Regions from separate parts of the Homo sapiens genome. Here region 1 is linked to region 2. Evidence: chromatin loops called from intact Hi-C (ENCODE). Cell type or tissue: B cell. All regions are shown on one strand. Each heading gives the region's core, and the rest is flanking DNA. Links, peaks and the distances in the headings are about the cores only.

Region 1 (12,419 bases), core at 2,416-10,415, 160 kb after region 2:
AATCTATTTTAAAGGCAGCTAACTAGCAACCTGAATTCCATCTGCAACCTTAATCTCCCTGCGCCTTGTCACCTAGCATAGTCACATGTTCCAGAGATTTGAGCGTGACCATATTTGGGGGCCATTATTCTCCCTGGCACAGACCTTGGGTAACGGGATGGTTAATTCATGTGCTGTGAGCTGCAAAAGAAAGAGAAGGCCAGGAGTGGAAGTAGGGGAGGACAGATTGAGCCTCCAGGGTATAAAAACAGCTTCCCCCACAACCCCACTTCTTCCTGGTGAGGCACAGAGCAAAAGAAGGTGAGCGAGCCCTGTAAATGATGCCGCTGCACATTGCAATCCCAGAAGCCACACCCTTGGGTTTCATGAAAAAGTTCCATGAACTTCCAGACATTTTCAGGCAACAGCTTGACTTGTTGCTGAGACACTGATATGCAGAGCGATTCTTCACGGTAGTGTATTTGAACCTTCTCTCCTTGCATCCCAGGAGAGACCTAGTCTGAATGTGGCCTCCAGGAGTGGAGGGACTAAAAACGCCAGAAGGAAGAACGAAAATGCTAGAAATCAGCCGTGTCCTAGCAGCTAAACTTGTGCCTTCTCTATACAGGTATCGGGCCTGAGCACATTACAGGCATTGCCTTAATCTTTGCAAAAGCAATCACTGTCTATTATTATCCTGATTTCGAAGTGAGGAAAAGAGAGACACCCTTGACCGTCACAGTCCTGCAGTCATGGTCAAACATGGAGGGCTGGAAAGGAGAGCTGGGCGCCTCTGGGTGTTTTGTCAGCCAATGGCTCTCTTTCTGAAGGAGGTTGCTTTTCTCTTTTTTTTTGAGATGGAGTCTCACTCTGTCACCCAGGCTGGAGTGCAGTGGTGTGATCTCAGCTCATTGCAACCTCTACCTCCCAGGTTCAAGAGATTCTCCTTCCTCAGCCTCCTAAGTAGCTGGGATTACAGGCACCTGCCTTCACACCCAGCTAATTTTTTGTATTTTTAGTAGAGATGGGGTTTCACCATGTTGGCCAGGCTGATCTTGAACTCCTGACCTCGGTGATCTGCCCACCTTCACCTCCCAAAGTGCTGGGATTACAGGTGTGAGCTGCCGAGCCCGGCCGGAGGTTGCATTTCTGTTGAATTTCCTCCACTTTTGCTCAGCAACACTAAGCGCATTTGGCTGTCGGCACACCCTCCCTGCCAGCCTGGCAAATGGAAGTGAGATGTCCTTACATTCCTAATTGAGCAGATTAAAAATGCCAGTTCCCAGGGGCTGATGGCAGAATTGCCCCCAATGCCACCTGGCCCCTTTGAGGCCCCAGTGATGCTGAAATGGGGCTGGGGGATCGGGGATGGCCAGGAGATTTAGCTCTCCTTTGTCCCCAAACTCTCTTGTTTGGGTGGGGCTGCATCTGTTGTGGGGGACGGCTGTCCTGTAATGAGGCCTGTGGCTTGGCTGTTTCAGCTCTCTGGCCTTGTTGGCACAGGACCAGCCTTTCTTGGGTGAGTGGGAGCCTCATGCCCTCTTTATGAAGGAGATTGGTCCAAATTCTTGAGATGGGCTCTCCAGACCTTTGTTCTGGGTCTTTATTTACAATTGTGGTTCTTATTGATCTCTCCTGGAATCCTCCACTACTAAGCTAAGGTGACTAACTGCTACCCACAGCAGTAGTTCAGTTTCTGCCATTTCCCATTTCAAATTATTTCATGTGTTTTGCCTCCCAGCTAAGTTTCTTTCCCTTTCCTTCCTTCCCTCCCTCCCTCCCTCCCTTCCTTCCTTCCTTCCTCTCTCTTTCTTTCTTTCCTTTTCTCTTTTTTTTTTTTTTTTGGATAGGGTCTCCCTCTGTCACCCATGCTGAAGTGCAGTGGTGTGATCATAGCTCACTGTAGTCTCAAACTCCTGAGCTCAAGTGACCCTCCCACTTTAGCCTCCCAAGTAGCTGGGACCACAGGTGCATGTGCCACCATGCCCTGCCATTTTTTTTTAATTTAATTTTTTGTAGAGACAGGGTTTCCCTGTGTTGCCTAGGCTGGTCTCAAACTCGACTTGTCAACTAGGTTTCTTGAAGGCAAGTACCATTCTCATCCTCTAATATACCTTCCTTCGGTCACCTCAGTGCTACAACCTACCAGGGACATAAATAATTGCTGGATGCAGGGGTGGGGTTGGCTGAATTATAGGAAAATTAAGTTGTTTACATTGATTTCCAATATATGTAGCTCTCTGGTAGAACTAATCAAAGCACCAGAAACTTCCGAGCAATACATATGAATCATAAAGCCATGCTTTATCAAAAATGCTTTTCCATTTCTAGATTTTATCCTTTAAAACATAAATTCATGTCAAAATTTTGTTTAGCTGCTGTGTCAGTAGATCTTTTATATCTTAAGAATTTGGTATGTTTTCTTCTTTCTGAAAATGAGAATTATTTAAATAATCCCATTGTCTTTCTGTCAGGTAGCTCAAAGGTAAAATCTAAACCTAGTCGGAGCAATAATTATACGTCACATTTTCCATTCTGTCCTCCTCAGGTTATTTTTGGTAAGGGATGGAGTGCAAATGGCAGAAGGTAAAACTGACGTTTTAGGAGGTGTTGAAAGCCAGAGATAAGGAAGCATGATTGGGAGGTGTTTAGAGATACTGTATCTGCTGCAATTTTGATTTCCTTCTCTTGAGGCTTGATTTCTGGCTCCCCCCAGCCTCATTTTCTTTTTTTGTTGGTGTGTCCTCGGGAACCCTGGCCATTTGTCACCAAGACATACCTACCCTGCCCCACGCTTCTAACCCCAAAAGCCCCAAACTAAAGAAATTTCTCACTCTAATCTCCACTGTCCCTGATGGGCACACTCCAGGGGCTGAAGTCACAGCCAGGGGACAGGGCATGGTGGCTCACACCTGTAATCTCAGCACTTTAGGAGGCCAAGGCAGGTGGATCACCTGAGGTCAGGAGTTTGAGACCAGCCTGGCCAACATGGTGAAACTCTGTTTCTACTAAAAATACAAAAATTAGCCAGGCGTTGTGGTACATGCCTGTAATCCCAGCTACTTGGGAATCTGAGGCACGAGAATCGCTTGAACCTGGGAGGCAGAGGTTGCAGTGAACCAAGATCGTGCCACTGCGCTCCAGCCTGGGTGACAGAGTCTCACTCAGTCTCAAAAAAAAAAAAAAAAAGTCACAGCCAGGCCTGAGAGCAGAAGCCCTGAGTCAAAAAATCTGAGGCCAGCTGGACTCTTCTGACACTGAATCCTTGGCAGTCACTGCGTTAAGATGTCAATTTTTCATGTTTATTTTTCCTAATAGTGAGTTTGGAGCTTTATTGACTCTCTAAAGCTCCTGACAGCCCCTGGAAGTTAAACTGCGAGAGAACAATCTTGAATTCAGTGACTTTAACTCTTTCAGCAGCTTGCCCTGAGCTTATGACATGCCAAAATCCTTCTGCAGCTCACTGGGGTCTGCTCAGCCATGTCTCTCCCATCCTGCTCTTGTGAAATGGAGTTTCGCTGACACCGCTGGCTCTTCCCTGGAGCTATGATACATTTCATCGGGTTGATTTGAGCCTGTTGTTCTAGCTGATGATGACTTTTCAACAGCTATATTGAGGTGTAATTAGCACATCATACAAATCACCTAGTTGAAGTGTAAATTTAATGACTTTGTATATTTAGTAGATTCGCAATATATTATATCCATCACCACAATCATGTTTAGAACATTTTTATTACCCTCAAAAGAAACCCCACACCTTGGCTGTCACCCCCAATCTCCTCATCCCCCCAGCTCCTGACAATCACTAATCTACTTTCCAGCTCTGTAGATTTGCCTCCTCTCGACATTTCATATAATGAGAATCATGCAGTGTGTGGTCCTATGTGACTGGCTTCTTTCACTAGCTTAATGTTTTCTAGGTTCACCCACACTGTGGATGTATCAGTACTTGATTCCTCCTTTTTTGCCAAATAATATTCCAGTCAGCAAGACCTCATTTCCCAGCAGTTAAATGTGGCTACATGACTAAGTTCTCCCCAAAGATGAGGCGTCAAGACAGTGAGTGTGCCTTCCCCATGTCTCTTTTGCCTTCCTGCTGGGTGCAGCCTGGACACAGTATGGCCCAGCCCCAGCCACACAGAGAAAAGGCCCTCAGGGATGGCAGAGCTCCACGATGGAAGATCTCAAGTCCCTGGATGACCACACGGAGCAGAGCTGCTCACTGACACAGAACACACACCCCAGACTATTACTTGAGTGAAAAACGCGTGCTTTTTGGTCTTTAAGCCATTATATTTGGAAGGGGTGTTCTCTTGTTCCAGTAGCTCAGCTTTTTGCCCTACCTAACACATTGAGGGAAGTAACATGTTACTCTAGTCAAGATTTTATTGGTTGTGAATTAATCAGCACACTTTGAGTATAGTCATTAAGCAGGTTGTGACCTGCATAACCATCCTGTCTCCATTCTCTGGTGTGGCTCTTTATGGTCTTACGGTTGTGTGCATAGGCTCTGGCATCAGGCTCCTGGGGTTCAAACCCCAGTCTCAGCTTCTACTACTCGTGTCCCTGGGCAAGTTACTTAATCCTCCTCATCCATCACCTTAGTTTTGCCAATTTAAAAATGTAGACACTTGTAGTGCCTATCCCCTGTTTCACAGCGCATTTCTGCAGATGAAATGAGTGAACACATCTAGTGCTTAGACCGAGACTGGCACCATGTAAATACCTGCTGTCTCTTAGTTCTTATTTATTATTTTACACCTTGTTCATAAAGATATCATTTATCCATAACATTGAATTACTCCTAGTGTGTGCATTGCATCCTGCTTGGTTCTGGGGCTAGGGAGAGTATTAAGACAAAATTCTTTTCTCAAGGAACTGACAGTTTAATAGGAAAGTCAGATTAAAAATAACTATGGAATTGAATTGGAGCTATAATATATTACAAAGTGTGTGCCACATAAGAGGAAAGATGTATTAGCCCCTCAGGTTGTGGGTAGAAAGGTAAGAGTGTCAAGAAAGAGGTTGGATTTTTTTTCTTTTTTTTTTTTTTTTTGAGACAGGGTCTCACTCTGTCACCCAGGCTGTAGTGCAGTGGCACGATCTCGGCTCACTGCAACCTCCACCTCCCAGGTTCAAGCGATTCTCCCACCTCAATCCCAGTTACCTCCCGAGTAACTGGGATTACAGGCACGCACCACCACGCCCAGCTAATTTTTGTATCTTCAGTAGAGACAGGGTTTCACCATGTTGGTCAGGCTGGTCTCGAACTCCTGGCCTCAGCCTGCAAAAGTGCTGGGAATACAGGCTTGAGCCACGGCGCCCAGCCAAGGATGGATATTTTAAGAACGTGGCTGAAATTCAGATACACCATTTTCCCAGCAGATCCTGGCCTTCAGAATGCCAATAATGGCAAATGCCAGTGGGCAAATGCTGTTGATCTGAACAGAGGGTCTCATAGGTCTGAAGCAGCACAGAACCAGGGAGGATGTGTTCGTCTAGAAACTTCCTAGCAGAGCTAACCCCCATCACAGCATAAGAAGAAACAGTCGGGCGCAGTGTCTCACGCCTGTAATCCCAGCACTTTGGGAGGCCGAGGTGGGCGAATCACAAGGTCAGGAGATCGAGACCAGCCTGGCTAACATGGTGAAACCCCGTCTCTACTAAAAATACAAAAAAATTAGCCGGGCGTGTTGGCAGGCGCCTGTGGTCCCAGCTACTCGTGGTCCCAGCTACTCGCAGTCCCAGCTACTCGGGAGGCTGAGGCAGGAGAATGGCGTGAACCCGGGAGGCGGAGCTTGCAGTGAGCCGAGATCGCGCCACTGCACTCCAGCCTGGGCGACAGAGCCAGACTCCGTCTCAAAAAAATAAATAAATAAATAAATAAAAATAAAAAATGAAAGAAGAAACAGTCACTGTCAAGGCTCCTTTGAAAGCAGATGCTTGAAATGTTCGTTGAAAATAGGAGAAAAGTGATCTGTTCAGTTGGGTAAGTTGTTTAGAATCCTAATTGGTTCTCGAATTCTCTCCCATCCCCTGGCAGGTCACTGTACTTGACCGGATTTTTTTCTCACTGTGTGTCCGCCGTTTCACTTTTTTTCCTAAGCCAAGATCTCTTTAATTATTCTATTCCCTATTAAGTGGGCAATTTTCACACTGTTAAAATACCTCGCCACAGCAGTATTATTTGTTTGTTCATAGTCTGTGGGCTAAGAAAATACGGAATGTGCATTTCTGGTGCTAGGATTACTTCTAATTTTTTAAGTGTCTCGGGTGGTGGGAGGGGAGGGAAGGGTGTTCAATGGGTTTGATTAAGCAGCTTCCCAAAGAGGAAAAGCAAAGCAGCAGTGAATGAAGGGTTCTAAAGCAGTCATTTGGCTCCCTCTGGTGGGCTCTTGCAGAACTCATCCCCCCCTCATAAACAATCCTGTCGCGCATCAACTCACTTATTTGGAAAATAGAAAAATGCAACGAAACAGTCTGTTAACACAAATCCTTGGCTAAATTCCAAGGATGAAGGAATTGACTGAGGACTTTAGGTCAATTTAGGCAGAGCTAAAGCAAAATTCAAGAGATACAATTGATTCAGTTCCACTCTATGCAAAATAGATATGGCATTTTAGCAATATTTGTATATTAATTTTGGTAGCTACCATTTTTCTTCCATAGTGCCTTAGTCTACAACACAAAGTCCATTCAATACATGTCAGGATCTTGCCTTCCCCCACCACCCCCCACAATTGCTCAAAAGACTTGTAAAGGTGAAGGTCGCCCTCTAATGGTTTGGATGAGTCACACATGTGAAATTTTTTGTCTTAGTTTAGACACCTCAAACAGAATCTACCGTTTAGAATTCGAGAACCCTCCTCCCACCGCTAATATTAGTTGCACATTTCTAGTTGGTTGATAAGGGATATTTAATAATTTTAAAACCACATTAAGTTAATGCATACTTTGCATTCCAACTCTGTGTGTGTGTGCGCGCGCGTGTGTGTGAAATTTCTAAACTACAGCTGGTCGGTGGGGTATGGATCACTGAGGTTTACCTGCCCTTGCTGTGGGAGGCGACAGGGGCTTTGCAGCTCAGCCCTGTCCTGACACAAGAATGCTGTGCCTCTCAGGTGTCTAGGGAGCCCACCCCCTGGACAACAGAAGCAAGTGTAGCAAGATCCCCCAAAGCTCCTGGGTGCTTATTTCCACCTGCGGGACCCTCTTCAGCCCCCAGGACTCTGCCCTCCCCGGTTGACCAGAGGACATTTCCTGCCTGCCTTTTTACGACGCTGCATAATTAATTACACGGGACCATCCGGTGCCTGGAGCTCACCGCTCATTATGATGACAGAGTCATGGGCCGTCAGGCAGGGGCATTTGTTTTTGGACGCACTTGGCTGCCCATAGTCCTTGACTCTAGTGTGCTTAGTGTGGCGGTGCAGTGAGGGCGTTCAGAGGCTGAGTTCTGCTGATTGCAGCAAGATGGACCATTCGCATCAGCTCAAGGTCATCTCGTGGGTGACCTCGCAAACCCAACCACCTGAGAGTTGGTCGCTCACGTTTAATGTAGTTCTTCCATTTTTAAAAATGTTTTGAAAGTACCTATCATGCACAAGGCCTTGTGCTGGACACTGCAGGAAGTTAAGATCAGTAAAAAGTCCCTAGTGGTAAGGAGTTTCCTTTCTAGTCTGGTAGAGAAGACAGGTTGTGCATTAAAGGCAAAATCCTTTGATCCACACAAAAGAAGTGCGCAGACCTGCACAGCACTGCTGTTTTGCTGTATTGAATTGTTCACAGGCCTGTGATTCCTAAATGAAAGATATTTTAATAGCTAGTTGGTTTCTTTCCCTTTCTTTCTCTCCCCTCATCCCTCCCTGCTTCCTTTCTATTTTTCTTCCTCCCTCTTTTCCTCCTTTCCTCTCTTTTTGTTTTTTCTCTTCCTTCCATCCTCCCTCCCTTCCTCTCTTCCTTCCTGTCTTCCTTATTTCCTTCCTTCCTGTCTTCCTTATTTCCTTCCTTCCTGTCTTCCTTAATTCCTTCCTTCCTGCCTCCCGCTCCTTCTCCCTTTCTTCCCTCCCTCTCTTTCCTTCTCCTTTCCTTTCTTTCCTTCTCCCTTCCTTTCTTTCCTTCTCCTTTCCTTTCTTTCCTCCCTTCTCCTTCCCTCCTTTTCCTTCTTCTTTCCTTCCTTCCATCCTCTCTCTCTTTCTTTTCAACAGGCACAGTGCCTGGCACGCTGTAAGCTTGTATTGACCAGAACAAATACATAGGAGGAAAATGGGGTTGGCTCTGGAGAAGGGCCGGCTCACACGTGCAGTGTGGGTGGAGGAAGTGGTGAAGGTGGGCGTCATCATCAGCACCGCACAGCCGAGTGATTGGGAATGCTCCTAATTAGGTCACAAAGGCCCCTCCAGATTTCTCTCGTTCCTACCCTCTGCGACTTTCCTGTTCCATGCAGTCTAGCCCAGCAGATGGATCGTTCTCATCTTGGTTTTTTTTTTTACATTGATTCCAGTTTGGTGCCGTTATGAATATGACGCTGCTATGACCTTTCTTGTTGTGTCTTGGTGCACATAGAGACAAATATTTGTGAGATATTTATCCAGAAGTAGGATGCATAGGTCCTAGGATCTGGGTACATTCAGCTTTGGTGGCTGGTACTTGTTCTGGTGGTCTATTGCTACCTAACAAATCACCCCAACATTCTGTGGTTTAAAACCACCACCATTTTATTACATCTATTCTGTGGGCTACAAATTCAGGCAGGCTCAGCTGAGCAGTTCCTCTCTCCCCTTGGCTCAGACTAAGATCATTTAAGTATTTGGCTATCAAGTGATCTGGAGGGTACCAGATGGCTTCACCCACACACCTGGTGCCTCAGCGGGGACAGCTGTGAGGCTGGGCTCAGCTGGAACTGCCGAGATCGTCCTCCATGAAGCCTCTCCAGCGTGGCCATCTCAGGATGGTGGGGCACCTTACAGCATAGCTGGCTCCCCCTGGAGCAAGTGTTCAAGAAGATGGAGGGGGAAGCCACAAGGCTGCTGCTGACCGAGCCTCAGAAGGCTTGCAGCGTCACCTCCGCCACGTTCTGCTTGTCACACAAGTCACCTAGGCCAGCTCAGATTCACAGGAATGAGAATTAGACTCTGCCTAATTCCAAATAGGAGAAGGAAAAAAGGATTTGTGGCAACCCTAATACTTCCCCAAGGTGGTCATGCCAATTTCCACACACGCCTGTAATTTATGGGACTGTGAGGGTGAGATTTTTTGTTTGTTTGTTTTTGTGAGACAGGGTCTCTCTCTGTCACCCAGGCTGGAGTGCAGTGGTGTGATTATAGCTCACTGCAGCCTCAATCTCCTGAGCTCAAGCAATCCTCCCATCTCTCAGCCTCCCAAGTAGCTGGGTCTACAGGTGCGCACCACCACACCCAGCAAATTCTGTGTATTTTTTGTAGAGATGGGGTTTCAACACATTGCTCAGGCTGGTCTCGAATTCAAGGGCTCAAACAATCTACTTGCTTTGCCCTCCCAAAGTGCTGCAATTACAGGCATGAGTCACCGTGCCTGGCTAGGGTGAGATTTGTAATAGGAACTTCTGTTGTAATGAACAAAGCCGTTTGCACGCCTCTGGAACCCCTGTCCTCTTTCCTTCCATCAGCTACAGAACAGACCTGCTTTCACTGCTTCTCAAGAATCTGCCTCAACCTCAACACGGTGAAACTTGAGGCGATTGAGTTACTTGGCTTAACTTCCTACCTCCTTGCCAACACATTCATCAGTTCCACATCCTCACCTCGTTCCTTCCCTCCCAGCTCAGGAGAATAAACCTCTGTTCCTCTCCAAGGCCAGTCCCTGACCCCGGCTTCAGCCTCCCCAAGCCCGACTCTGGCCCACCCACTCCCATCTTTCCTCAACCTTCAGTCTTTCCCCCTCTACTGCTTCTTTTCTCTCCAATGCAACCTTTAATGGGACTGTTTTAAAAAATTATCAAAAACTTAGACATATTCAGCTGTTTGCCCTTTTAATGTATTTTTAGCGATCAACTCTGAACTGTGAAGTTGATCTCAAATCCAACAGAGGGAAGGGCCCTAAGAGAAAAGAAGGGGGTGAGGGAGATATTTTAAGTAAAAAAAAAAGTATATAAAATATCTATTATATATATCATATTATATATAATATCTATCATATATCATATTATATATAATATCTATCATATATCATATATATAATATCTATCATATATCATATTATATATAATATCTATCATATATCATATTATATATAATATCTATCATATATTATATATAATATCTATCATATATTATATATAATATCTTATTTATTTTTTTATTTTTTTATTATTATACTTTAAGTTTTAGGGTACATGTGCACATTGTGCAGGTTAGTTACATACGTATACATGTGCCATGCTGGTGTGCTGCACCCACTAACTTGTCATCTAGCATTAGGTATATCTCCCAATGCTATCCCTCCCCCCTCCCCCCACCCCACAACAGTCCCCAGAGTGTGATGTTCACCTTCCTGTGTCCATGTGATCTCATTGTTCAATTCCCACCTATGAGTGAGAATATGCGGTGTTTGGTTTTTTGTTCTTGCGATAGTTTACTGAGAATGATGATTTCCAATTTCATCCATGTCCCTACAAAGGACATGAACTCATCATTTTTTATGGCTGCATAGTATTCCATGGTGTATATGTGCCACATTTTCTTAATCCAGTCTATCATTGTTGGACATTTGGGTTGGTTCCAAGTCTTTGCTATTGTGAATAATGCCGCAATAAACATACGTGTGCATGTGTCTTTATAGCAGCATGATTTATAGTCCTTTGGGTATATACCCAGTAATGGGATGGCTGGGTCAAATGGTATTTCTAGTTCTAGATCCCTGAGGAATCGCCACACTGACTTCCACAATGGTTGAACTAGTTTACAGTCCCACCAACAGTGTAAAAGTGTTCCTATTTCTCCACATCCTCTCCAGCACTTGTTGTTTCCTGACTTTTTAATGATTGCCATTCTAACTGGTGTGAGATGGTATCTCATTGTGGTTTTGATTTGCATTTCTCTGATGGCCAGTGATGGTGAGCATTTTTTCATGTGTTTTTTGGCTGCATAAATGTCTTCTTTTGAGAAGTGTCTGTTCATGTCCTTCGCCCACTTTTTGATGGGGTTGTTTGTTTTTTTCTTGTAAATTTGTTTGAGTTCTTTGTAGATTATGGATATTAGCCCTTTGTCAGATGAGTAGGTTGCGAAAATTTTCTCCCATTTTGTAGGTTGCCTGTTCACTCTGATGGTAGTTTCTTTTGCGTGCAGAAGCTCTTTAGTTTAGTTAGATCCCATTTGTCAATTTTGGCTTTGGTTGCCATTGCTTTTGGTGTTTTAGACATGAAGTCCTTGCCCATGCCTATGTCCTGAATGGTAATGCCTAGGTTTTCTTCTAGGGTTTTTATGGTTTTAGGCCTAACGTTTAAGTCTTTAATCCATCTTGAATTGATTTTTATATAAGGTGTAAGGAAGGGATCCAGTTTCAGCTTTCTACATATGGCTAGCCAGTTTTCCCAGCACCATTTGTTAAATAGGGAATCCTTTCCCCATTGCTTGTTTTTCTCAGGTTTGTCAAAGATCAGATAGTTGTAGATATGCGGTGTTATTTCTGAGGGCTCTGTTCTGTTCCATTGATCTATATCTCTGTTTTGGTACCAGTACCATGCTGTTTTGGTTACTGTAGCCTTGTAGTATAGTTTGAAGTCAGGTAGTGTGATGCCTCCAGCTTTGTTCTTTTGGCTTAGGATTGACTTGGCGATGCGGGCTCTTTTTTGGTTCCATATGAACTTTAAAGTAGTTTTTTCCAATTCTGTGAAGAAAGGCATTGGTAGCTTGATGGAGATGGCATTGAATCTGTAAATTACCTTGGGCAGTATGGCCATTTTCACGATATTGATTCTTCCTACCCATGAGCATGGAATGTTCTTCCATTTGTTTGTATCCTCTTTTATTTCCTTGAGCAGCGGTTTGTAGTTCTCCTTGAAGAGGTCCTTCACATCCCTTGTAAGTTGGATTCCTAGGTATTTTATTCTCTTTGAAGCAATTGTGAATGGGAGTTCACTCATGATTTGGCTCTCTGTTTGTCTGTTGTTGGTGTATAGGAATGCTTGTGATTTTTGCACATTGATTTTGTATCCTGAGACTTTGCTGAAGTTGCTTATCAGCTTAAGGAGATTTTGGGCTGAGACGATGGGGTTTTCTAGATATACAATCATGTCATATCTATCATATATAGATATATCTATATATGATATATATAGCAATAGATATATATAGATATATATAATATATGATTCTATCATATATTATATTTTATATATCTATCATATATTATATTTTATATATCTATCATATATTATGTTATATATAATATCTATCATA
Region 2 (12,419 bases), core at 2,119-10,118:
TTCTATTGTTAATCTAAACAGATCTAATCAAATCATTTGATTAATCGGAAAATAACTCTAGTTTGCAGACTAGCTGTATAGATTTCTTTTCATGAGCATATTCCATTCAAAAAGTACAAGGACTAGAAGAAGATAGGCATCACAAATAGACTTTACTACTTTTAAAAGCAATTCTAGGAAGGCACTGAAAGACTTTACTCAAGTGAAAAATGAAATGAAGTGTTCAAATTATCTGTATATATTTTATCTATATGATCTCTCTATTGCTTTTGGTTGAGTATAAGTAAAAATAAAATGTGTCATAACGGCTGCAGGGTGGGAGAAATGATTATGAACTGAAGTTTTCAATAGATTGTGATGATTCAGATGATGTTTTTTTACTATGAGTCCCTCCCTAGTAGGTGTGGGTCATATTTGGAAATACATTATGGTGCTTATTGCATTTATTTTTGTTTGCAGAATGAGGATAAGATGAGAAAATCCTTCAATCAGCAGTTAGCTGATGCCATAGCTGTTATCAAAGGAATGTACCAGGTGAGTTTCTGTTTCTGGTGCCGTAGTTGTGGGCAAGGCTAGCTTCAGCTGCTGTGTGCAAGGAGTGGGGATCACCTTGGCTTCCCAGTCTGTGTTTCCAGCTCTGAAGGCCTGTTTCCTCGATTTTCAGGTCACCTTAGAGGGATCAGGCCTAGGACTGTTTATGCTCACATTATAATGCTTTCCAGAAACTGGAAAATTCTAATCTGGTATTCAGGACACCTGGGCATGTACCAAAGTAATCCAAAGTTTATTTGGTGAGGCCATAGCTGAATAGACTAAGGTCAGATGGTCCTAAGAGAGAGTTCAGAGAATCTGTAGTAAATTCCAGTGAATGGTCTCTGACCCTTGGTGGATTAACTTTTCTAATGACAGGGACATTTCTATCTGCCAGACACATGCTTCATTTTCCTTCACAATGGGAAAATTCCTGCCTTTAGTGGTTTTCTTAGACTCAGCAAAGACTCTGTGCTTTGTTTAGCATTTATAACTATATTCTCACTTCGCATTTCAATATACTTCCATAAATAAATTTTTTGCATACTTCTTTTTGGGCACTGTTTACAAGTTTCTTATCATAGCACTCAACACATCTGTATTTAATTATGTAATTGCTTGTGAAGTATCTCCGTTCCATGCCAGACTGTCAACCTTAAGGATCTCCTGTGTGTTACTCTCTGCTGTGGTTCTGCCTTTAGCGCTGTGACTGGTACGTAATTAACAACCAGCTGCTGATTGCTAAATGCATGAATGGTCACCTGTACCTGTGGCAGACAGTGGTGACGCCTACTCAAATGTCATTCTCTCCACTGCACATTCTCCCCACTGCTTTTTACTGACAGGGGCACTTCCAACTATAGAAGCCAAAGTGCTAGATTCTTCCTCTTCCAGCTCCCTTTTCAGCTATAGCACAGACATAGGCAAAGTCAGGTCCCTAACCAATGAGACCTGAAGGTGAGTTGGCTGTGAGATTTTGGAGGAGGTTGTTCTTTCTCAGTAAAAGGGACTCCTGAAGATATCACTTCACACTGGTCAGAATGGTTATTATTAAAAAGTCAAAAAAATAACAGATGCTGGTGAGGTTGCAGAGAAAAGGGAACACTTGCTTATACACTGCTGATGGGAATGTAAATTAGTTCAGCCACTGTGGAAAGCAGTCTGAAGATTTCTCAAAGAAATTAAAACAGAACTACCGTTTGACCAAGCAATCCCTTTGCTGGTTATATATCCAAAGAAAGATAAATCATTCTACCATAAAGACACCTGCATGTGTGTGTTCATTGCAGCACTGCTCACAATAGCAAAGACATGAAATTAACCTAGATGCCCATCAACGGTGGACTGGATAAAAAAAAATGTGGTACATATACACCATGGAATATTACACAGCCATAAAAAATAATAAAATCACATCCTTTGCAGCAACATGGATGGAGCTGGAGGCCACTATTCTAAACAAATTAATATTGGAACAGAAAACCAAATACTGCATGTTCTTACTTATGAGTGGGAGCTAAACATTGAGAACATATGGACACAAAGAAGGGAACAATAGACACAGGGGCCTACTTGAGGGTGGAGGGTGGGAGGAGGGTGAAGATCAAAAAACTACCTATTGAGTACTATGCTTATTACCTGCATGATGAAATAATCTGTACACCAAACCCTGTGACGTGCAATTTACCCATGTAATAAACCTGTACATGTACCCTCTGAACCTAAAACAAAAATTGGAAAGAAAAAAAAGGGTTCTCATGGAAGACCCTTTCTTTTTCTTTGCTTGACATTTTATGTCTCCTTCTGATGCTTGGATTTGCTGCAGCCACTGTGAAACCAAACATTGAGATACTCTGGATGTGCTGAAGGTAGCAAGGTGGAAAGATAAGAAGCAGAGGGGTCCTTGGTAATGTCATGGAGCCATGAAAGTAACCCTGGACTTGCCCTGCCTCTGGCCTCTTATTCATGAGATAACAACCCCTCAGTGTCTAAGCCACTGTTAGTTGGCTTTTCAGTTACTTGCAGCTGAAAACATCCCAGGACAGATTGCTCTGCTAACGATCTCTGTGACTCTGTGCCAAACTGTGTTTCCAAAGGCATCTGTGACACTGTCTCCCACTTACCTGCTCTTGTGCAATGTTTCTCTCCCATCAAGAGGTGGAATCTGATTCCCCTCCCTTGAATCAGGGCTGCCCTTAGTGACTTGCTGATAAACACAGAATGTGGAGGAAGTGAAGCTGCGTGACTTTTAAGTTAACGTCAAAAGAAGTCTTGCAAGTTCATCCTTATTCACTCTGAATGTTTCCCCTCTACATTGTCCCTCCCTGAATTGAGCTACCATGCTGACAAAAGCCCATGCCATATGGAAGATCTACATGTAGGTACTACTGGGTCTCCAGGCTCATCTGAGCCCAGCCTTTGAGTCACCCCAGCCCAGGAGTCAAAAATATGAGTGGAGAAGCGTCCAGATGACTCCAGCTGCCAGCCATGTAGACTCTTTTTATGTGAGGTCACAGGTCTTACAGAGGAGAGATAGGCCATCCCTGCTGTGCTTCTACTAATTCCCGACTCATTGAATTTGTTTTTTTTTTTTCTTTGTTTTGCTTTTTATTTTTGGGTCTTTTTTTTTTTTTTTTTTTTTTTAGAGACAGGGATCTCACTGTCTCCCAGGCTGGAATGTAGGGTGTGCTCATAGCTCACTGTAGCCTTAAACTTCTGGACTCAAGTGATCCTCTGGCCTCAGCCTCCTGAGTAGCTGGGACTACAGGCATGTACCAGCACACCCAGTTAATTTAAATATATATATATATATGACATGGGATCTTGCTATGTTATCCAGGCTGGTCTTGAACTCCTGTCCTCAAGTAATCCTCCTGCCTTAGCATTCCAGAGTGCTAAGATTACAACCATGAGCCACTGTGCTGGCCTAATTAATATTTAATGGAAGAAGACGGAAGGAAGAAAGAGAAAGAGGGAAGGAGGGAAAATGAGCATTATCTGTAGCAGTTTTATATATATTGATTTTGTAACCAAAAATCTTGCTAAATTCTTGTGTTTATTTTAATAAGTTTTCTATAGACTCTTTGGGGCTTTCTATGTAAACAGTTATGCAACTGAGAATAAATATTTTTTGTCACTTCATTTTTCATCCATAAACCATGTAATCATTTCAGCAGTGGCCTGTCTGGAGCAGCTGCTGCAAAGATGCCGGCTGCAGCAGGGGAGATATGGCCAGGGCTGTACACTCTACTAAGCTGGCAGGAGCCAGGAACAAGCAGGAGTGGTGCTCACCTTCTGAGTTGGTGATGGGGGAGCTCCACGCTCCTAGAGGCAGCTGCAGCTGCCCAGCCATGGCTGCAGACCCAGGCATCCCTGTGCTCTTGGGGGCCTAGGAAGCCCCCCTGCTCCCACAGGCTCGGAAGTGCCTACTCCTGCTGCCTGGCCTCTCCTCACTCCTGGCACCCACTCTGATTTTGAAGCAAAGTTGTGGCCAAGCCCAGGCGCTGTTATGACCCAGCCAGGTGTGTGTGTGCTTGGGATGGTGCTGACACACCAGCCCTCTGCTGCCTTGGCCCCCTCCAGAGTTTGGGTGCCAACAAGCATGGGAGGGAGGCCAAGGGGGCACTGAGGGTGGCACAGCACAGGCCTGCAGGTGTCCCTTGGCATGAACAGCCTGGGCACCATGAACAGCAGCAGGAAGCGACAGGCTCCCGAGTGGAAAGGGATGTGTCGCTGGTGAAGCTCCACCTTCAACCCAGGGGTGGCCTGAAGCCTGGGGGCCAGGCTGCCAGTTCCACAGACTGGAGTGAGAACTTATGGTGCTTTTTTCAGGCCCACCTATGGCTGCCCATTGACCAATCAGCATGAGCTTCCTCCCCTCTGAAGCCCATAAAAACCCTAGACTCAGCCAGACTCTGGCAGAAGTGGGGATGACCTGCCTGCAGAGAGGAGTTATTCGCTGTGGGGTCTTCTCTCAGCTAAGAGCTGAACAGATATCAGGATGACCTGCCTGCAGAAAGGAGCTACCCACTGTGGGTCTTCTCTTAGCTGGGAGCTGAGCAGATGCTGGGATGACCTGCTTGCAGAAAGGAGCTACCCACTTCAGATCTCCTGCAAGCTGTACTGTTGCTCAATAAAGCACCTCTTTGCCTTACTCACCCTCCAGTTGTCTGCATATCTCATTCTTCCTGCGTGTGGGACGAGAACTTGGGACCCACCAAATGGTGGGACTAAAAAAGCTGTAATAAAAACAGGGCTGAAACACACCCCTCGCTCACCACACTGCAGGCAACAAGACGGAGAGAAGAGCTGCAGCCCTTGGGGGCGCCCAGACCTAGGAGCTCCCTGAGCCAGTGTTGTGACACCCTCTTTGGGGCTCTGCAGTTCCTGGTGTCTCCAAGCTTCCAGGTGCCACTGTGTTCCCCTATGCCAGCAGTGGAAGCCACTTGTGGTATACCTGGTCCAGCTGCAGCCTTGCAGGGAGCTGGCACCTTTGTCAGCACCTGGTGCTGCCTGCCCTGCTGCAGCTGGCATGCCTAGCTGTGTGTAGTGGCTGGACCCTGCACTCACTCATGCACCCCTTGTCACTCTGCATCTGGCTTGCCCTTGGCAGGCATGGGATCCAGGCTGGTAGTATGAGCCGAGCACAGCCTGCCCGGCCAAGCGGGTGGAATGAGCACAGCAGGCCTGGGCAAAACTCAGGCAAAAGTGCCACTGACCACAGAGGTTTCTGGCTGGCAAAGCAACACCCCAAGGATCCTGTGACAGCATGGTGGCACATGCTTGTAGTCCTACCTACTGAGGAGGCTGAGGTGGGAGGACTGCTTGAACCCAGGAGTCTGACGTTACAGTGAGCCATGATTGTGCTGCTATACTCCAGCCTGAGTGACGGAGCATGACCCTGTCTCTAAAAGAAAAAAAAAAGATGCATTTAATCTATCTTATCCGGTATTATTCTTGTTTATAATGAGAGAGTAAGTCAGAATTTCGTGGTTTTTAAAAACATGCTTTTGGCCAGGCTCATGCCTATAATCCTAGCACTGTGGGGGGCCGAGGCAGGCAGATCACTTGGGCTCAGGAGTTTGAGACCAGCCTGGGCAACATAGTGAGACCCTGCCTCTACAAAACATACAAAAAGATCAGCTGGGCATGGGGACATGCGCCTAGGGTCCTAGCTACTTGGAAGGCCGAGGTGGGAGTATCACTTGAGCCCAGGAAGTTAAGGCTGCAGTGAGCCATGATCATGCCACTGCACTCCAGCCTGGGTGATAGAGCAAGACCCTGTCTCAAAACAAACAAACAAACAAACAAAAAACAAAAAACACATGCTCTTATAGTTCTTTGTGTCTTCTACAATTTCTGGGACATTGATCTATTTCTAATGTATATCAAATGTTCAAAAATATAGCTGAATAATGAATATTACTCTTTGTCCATATGCTTTATACTTCTAGGAGTAGAAAGCTATGAAATGATTAAATTCTTCGTATTCATCAGTTTTTCATAAATATGTGTTGGTTAAATATGCTTAATTGTGGTTAGTTGACTTAAGAAAAAATTGTTTATATTAAATTAAATTAAAGTCATTATTGGAATCTTTGCTTTGGCTTGTTGGCATCACTTTGATCCATGACCTCAGACAGCCTTCCAGATCCTGGCCGCCCAGTTTGTTAAGGCTTAGTCATAAGGAAGAACAGAGGAAAGTTGAAAATAAAACGAAGTGCTATATACACTTTTTGTAGATTGACAAGTATAAATGACTCTCTGCTGCCCTCTGGAGACCAGTTAAGGTCACAAGTACCTGTACTTTTTTTTTCAGCTATGAACAAGTTTCTAAATTTATTTAACTTTTGCTTCTGGTCAATCGAATACAGCAAAGATAAAGAGTTGTATGTAATTATGTTACATAAAAGGGTAGTATCTGTCTTGCTAGAGTCTCTCTGTTGGCTATGTGAGAGGCTATGTTGGGGAAACCCACGTGGCAAAGAATTGAGTATAGCCTCTGGCTGACAGCAAGAAACTGAAGCCTCTAGTCCTATAGCTGAAAAAAAAGTGGATTTTTCTACAAACTGAGTGAGCTTGGAAGCAGATCCTTTCACAGTTGTGCTTCAGATGAGACCAAAGCCCTGGACACCACCTTAATTGCAGCCTTGGGAGACCCTGAACAGAGGACCTACCTGAATTCCTGACCAACAGAAACTGTGAGATAATAAGTTTGTGTGTGTGTGTGTGTGTGTGTGTGTGTGTGTGTGTGTGTGTGTTTTAACTTAATTTTTTTTCTTTTTCATTAGAGACGAGTCTCACTATGTTGCCCAGGCTGGTCTCAAACTCCTGGCCTCAAGTGATCCTACCACCTCAGCCTCCCAAGGTGCTGGGATTATAGGTGTGAGGCACCGTGCCTGGCCAAACGTGTGTGTTTTAAGCCACTACATTTGGGGTAAAACTTTTATGCAGCACTAGATAACAAATTCATCTTTCATATTTAGTAAGCCATTGAATCCTACCAGTTTTTTGTTGTTGTTTGGTTGTTTGGGTATTCGTTGTTGTTGTTGTTTTTGAAACAGAGTCTTGCTCTGTCTCCCAGGCTGGAGTGCAGTGGCACCGTCTCTGCTCACTGCAACCTCTGCCTCCCGGGCTCAAGCAACCGTCCCATCTCAGCCTCCCAAATCGCTGAGATTATAGGCGTGAGCCACCATGCCTGACCATCCTGCCAGTTTTTTTACCTCCTAAATCCACGTCTTGTTTGCCTCTGAACTAGTTTCGATAGTCAGCGTTGCTCACCTGGCCTGTGGCTGGTGCCTTCTTATCCCTTTTGGTCTTCATTAAGTCCATCGTCTGCCCAGTCATCTGGGTGGTCGTTCAAAACACAAGTCTGACCATATCCTGCCCTGTTTAAATCCTTCAGTGTTTCCTCCATGCCTTTAGGATGAAGTTTAAGTGCCTTAGCATGGCTTAGAAGGTCCTTTTATGTCTTCACTTTTATCTGTTTCCACTTCTTAGCTAAAACTTTACCCTCCCACAATACTGGGCCGTCGCCTGCTTCCCTCAGCTCTCCTCAAGTTATTAACCACCTCCCTGGAATTTTCACATAATGTCCCTTCTTGCTCTTTCTCTGCTGTATAATAGCTACAGTGAATTGTATCACATTTACCCAGTACATATTGATCTGTCCACTAGACTCTTCCTGCAGAGCAGGGACCGAGTCTTACTCATCTTTGTATTCTTCTCCCAGCAGACTGCGTGGCATGTAATAGGTTTTTGACAAATTTTATTGAATAAAGGGTTGAATATGATCAAGAAGAGTGTCAAGATATCTCGACCTACACCATGGTACTGGAAATAGATCATGAATTCCTAGTGGAAATTTCCTAGAATAAAGGCAATCCATAATGTCGAGGTCTTTAACTGTTCTTTCACTCACGTTTTGATTCATTTCATCCACCCATTGTCTGATTTTCCAGCACAGGCCCAGAGCCAGTCCTTGTACTCATTGTGGATAATCCAGTGGTCAAGAGAGATAATAAACTTAGCAATTACAGTCCACATTGGAGGTTTGTACCCAGTGGGTGCATAACTCTCTGTCAATTTGGGTGAATAGTTAAGGAAGACTTTTAGGAAAAGGTGATTCCTATGCTGAGCCCTGAAGGACAATGAATATTTGGGGGAGATGGGGAGAAAACAGGGAAAGAGAAGAGAGGGTGGGGAGGTGATAAAAGAGATTTTGAGGAATTGGTTCATGTAATTATGGGGGCTGGCAAGTTTGAAATTTGCAAGGCAGACCAGCAGGCTGGAGACCCAGGAAAGACTTGATGTTATAGCTTGAGTCCGAACGCAGTCCTCTAGGAGAATTTCTTCTTCCTCAGAGAATCTCAGTCTTTTTCTGAGAAGGCCTTCAACCTATTGGATGAGCTCCATCTACATGATGGAAGTATGAAGGGTAATCTGCCTTACTCAGAGCTACCTATTTAAATATTTATCTCATCTAAAAATACCAGCAACATTTAACGTTTGAAAAAGAGTACCATGGCCTAGCCAAGTTGATGCATAAAATTAATCATCACAGATACATATATGCAACTATATAGATGTATGTGAATGTGTATATATAAGTGTGTAGATACATTTATGTATATCCTAGTTCTGTCTATGGAGAGCGCCTAGAGGCAGTGACACTCCTATAGCAATGAGTACACCTAGAGTTCAGCTTTTAGATTTAAATGATATTCTACACTAAAAGAAACCAGGGCTTTTTGGAGGAGTAGCCAACTCCAGGGCAGGGACAGGGAAAATGGAAGAAGGACCTGCAATATTTGTCGTAACTGAAGCAAGGAAATGCTCAAAAAATTATGAAGGCATGTCAGAACACAGGAGTCAGCTGGTAGGGGCTTCCTTCATTCCACTTGGCCAATCTGGGAAAATCCATGCATCAAAATAAATAATGATAATTATGAATTGTAACCATTTGAGTAAAATAGGAATCCATGAGCTCACTGTTATAAGTAAATAAGTGAATAACTAATGCATTTATTTATTTCAGGAAAAAGTTTGTCTTACGGAAGTACTAAAATATCTCCCTACCAATGCATATTAATACTTTAACTGGGAGTAAATGCATATTAATTAAGGAGTATAACATGTATTAATTAGTAAGTATAATACTTATTAACTTTAGAGTGAAGAAAGTTAATACTGACACCATCTTAACTAAATGATAAAAGTTAATATCTCTATTATAAAAACCTTCATTATCTAAAAAGGTTGATATATCGCCTTTGAAGTAAGCAATTGACTTGCTTCCCATCCAGTATTGTCCTAGTCAATCTAAATGTTCACAGAGTAATTATTCCCTAGTTTAAATGTTGCAAACTAACACCGGGACCTTAATGAGAATGATGGCACCAAAATATAGAAATTTTATTTTAGAAAGTTAATGAGACAATTGAAATTCCAAAAACACTTTCCTTGAACAGCAGGCAGTAACTATTTTGATGTTGTTACTGAACCCAAGCTAGAATTTCTTTTTTTTTTTCTTTGAGATGGAGTTTCGCTCTTGTTGCCCAGGCTGGAGTGCAATGGCATGATCTCAGCTCACAGCAACCTCTGCCTCCCGGGTTCAAGCCATTCTCCTGCCTCAGCCTCCAGAGTAGCTGGGATTACAGGCATGTGACACCACACCTGGCTAATTTTGTATTTTTAGTAGAGACGGGGTTTCTCCATGTTGGTCAGGCTGGTCTCGAACTCCGGACCTCAGGTGATCCACCCACCTCGGCCTCCCAAAGTGCTGGGATTACAGGCATGAGCCACCGTGCCCGGCCCCAAGCTGGAATTTCAAACTCCTGTGTTTGATAAGTGAATTGTGCAGCCTGATTGAACTTTGTCATACTCAGGCCCTCAGGCCTGGATGTCTGTTGCTCCTGTCAACTTGACAGTTGTCAGAAAGAACCTCTCGATGAAGGACAAGTGGTCACATGATTAGGCTGGGATTTAAACTAAAGGGTAATACATTTTTTAGTAAGCCACCCTAAGATGGGATGTTAAAATGGGACTCTTGGGTTTCAGTTTCATCCAAAGCCCCAAAAGTAAATAACAAAATACTGCTCAAAAGTGAGGTGTGGCTGGGTGTGGTGGTTCATGCCTGTAATTCCAGTGCCTTGGGAAGCCAAGACAGGAGGATGGCTTCAGCCCAGAAGTTAGAAGCTGCAGTGAGCAACGATCATGCCACTGTACTCCAGCCTGGGTGACAGAGCAAGACCCTATCTAAAAAGAAAAAAAAAATAGATGCCAGCAGGATGTTCTTTGAAGGACATTCCAGGACTTGGTGGAGCAGCTTAATTGGCCAGTACTAGCCCATCATCCATCTCCAGGAAATATAAGAGAGATCTTGAATTTGGAAATGGACAAAGCTGGTCAAGAGGACCATTTTGGGGAAAGCAGGCAACATGGAGTGCTGACCTGTAAATGGGAGAGAGAAAGAGAGTATTTCTCCTTTGAGCCAAGCAAGAGTGGAGTTTTAGACCTCTTGGAGAGCTTGACAAGCATTCCTGGGTCTGAGGAATGTGAGGACTGGTATGGGACTTGCCAGAAAAATTTCACAGAAGAGCAGGAGGGGTGATGGGGCAGAAGCCTGCTGACAAGGACCATCTGGAGAGGTGACAGGATGCCAGCAGAAGGGCAGGTCCTAGGACAGAAGCCAGTGAGGCACTGCTCTTGTGAAGGGCATTGCAGGATGCCAGGCCAGCATGGACCCTCCTGGGAACCAAAGGCAGCAGGTTACTGTCAATTGACACTTGTTTCTGTTCCCTTAACGTTTCTCCCTCTCCTCTGCACCAGATAGTTGGAGAATCTCAAATTGCAGAAATAAAAGAAAGAGAGGCTCAACCCTTCTCCTCCACTGCAGACTGCCAAATCTAAGGGGGGCCAGAGTGGTGGGAGGACAGAAGCATTAATGGGTGAGAGTTGGCTAGACTAGAATTTTTTGTTTTGGTTTTGGTTTTTGCTTTCTTCCCATTTTCTTTCTTCCTTTTATTTTGTTGTCATTGTCTAAGGTTAAAGTTGTTACTAAGTTAAAAAAATAAAGCCATGGTGTCTTCCTGAAAGTCCTAAAAGGTGAGAACTATGAGACTAGAAACTAGATTTGCAGGGGCAGTGTGGGAAAATCACACTGCTTTCTGCTATCTCCCACAGAGTCCAGCTCATTCCATAAACACTAGTGAAACATCAGAAACATTCCAGGAGATGAAGAAAAATGAATTCATTGTATTTGGACCTTACAACCATTTTTTGAAAAGCCAAAGGTAAATCCCTCCAGGTGGATTTTGGGTTCTTCAAACAATTGCTTCAGCTGAAGTTTGAGGACCGACTGAAAGAGGAATCTTTGAGTCTGCACTAATAAAACAAGGTTAGGAAGCATGTAAAAGTAAAACTTTTTTGTTCTTCCAAAGAATTGTGGCCCTCCCTGTCCTGAAGTCCAGAGTGGCCGAGCCCATCCAGAAGGCAGGCTGGCTCAAGCACCTCTCAGTGTGGTACCTGGGTGAGATTTTAAATGAGTTTCCCAGGGCACTTCCGTGACATGCTCTGATGAAGATGACTTGGCACCAGTCAGAACATCATTCCCTAAACAGCCTGCATCACTTTCTCATAATTTTTAGTGCATTGGTTTCTGCGCTGTCATGCAATCTTTGTTTTGCTGGCTTAAAAACTTCTGTTTTAGATTCAGAGGGTATATGTGCATGCTTGTTACATGGGTATATTGCATAATGGTAAGGATTGGGCTTCTAGTATATCCATCCCCCAATATTGAACATTGTATTCAATAGGTAATATTTCAACCCTAGTCTCCCTGCCACCTTTTTCCCTTTTGGAGTCCCCAGTGTCCATTATTTTCGTCCTTATGTTCATGTGTACCCGTTGTTTAGCTCCCACTTAGAAGTGAGAACATGTGGTATTTAGTTTTCTGTTCCTGCATTAATTTGCTTAGGATAATGCCTCCAGCTCCATTCATGTTACTGCAAAGGACATGATTTCATTCTTTTTAATGGCTGCATAGTATTCCATGATATATATATTAATATATTACATTTTCTTTATACAATCAACCATTGATGGACATTTAGGTTGGTTCCATGACTTTGCCATTGTGAATAGTGCTGCAATAAACATATAAGCGCAGGTATCTTTTTTAAGAGTAAAATAAACCCAACCTATTCAGAACATAAAAATTAGTTAGAAAGTAAGCAAATAATAAAGTGACCCCAAGAAGAGTGTTCACAGGATAGAGAAAGGACATAGGGGTGGAAGGTGGGTGGGTGGGAGACCGGTGCTAAGGTTTCCAGAGCAGGTGGCATCTGGATTTGAATGAAAAATAGCCACAACAGGACTAAATGCTGGGA

Evidence for each region. Hi-C counts contacts between places; a loop is a spot of excess contacts. Peaks named below come from ENCODE experiments on the same cell type or tissue, not always from the same donor. Only the 100,000 strongest peaks of a DNase experiment are listed, where the experiment ranks them.
Region 1: it touches region 2 in a loop (34-fold over the local background); 5 of 110 quality-filtered maps call a loop at or near these places.

What each region holds. Positions count from the first base shown.
Region 1 is chr10:23,152,514-23,164,932 of GRCh38, reverse strand. No RefSeq gene overlaps it. Among named protein-coding and RNA genes, the nearest start is that of PTF1A, 34 kb to the left of the region's middle. RefSeq lists an enhancer at 7,459-7,648. In B cell, for the core only: CTCF peaks have their summits at 6,196 and 6,396 (motif pointing left); DNase peaks (open chromatin) are centred at 6,362 and 6,732; H3K27me3 peaks cover 871 bases.
Region 2 is chr10:23,308,856-23,321,274 of GRCh38, reverse strand. C10orf67 (chromosome 10 open reading frame 67) reads left to right here. Exons shown (of 16, transcript NM_001371909.1): 4 at 460-534. Among named protein-coding and RNA genes, the nearest start is that of C10orf67-AS1, 29 kb to the left of the region's middle. In B cell, for the core only: CTCF peaks have their summits at 6,100 and 6,299 (motif pointing left); a DNase peak (open chromatin) is centred at 6,294; H3K27me3 peaks cover 310 bases.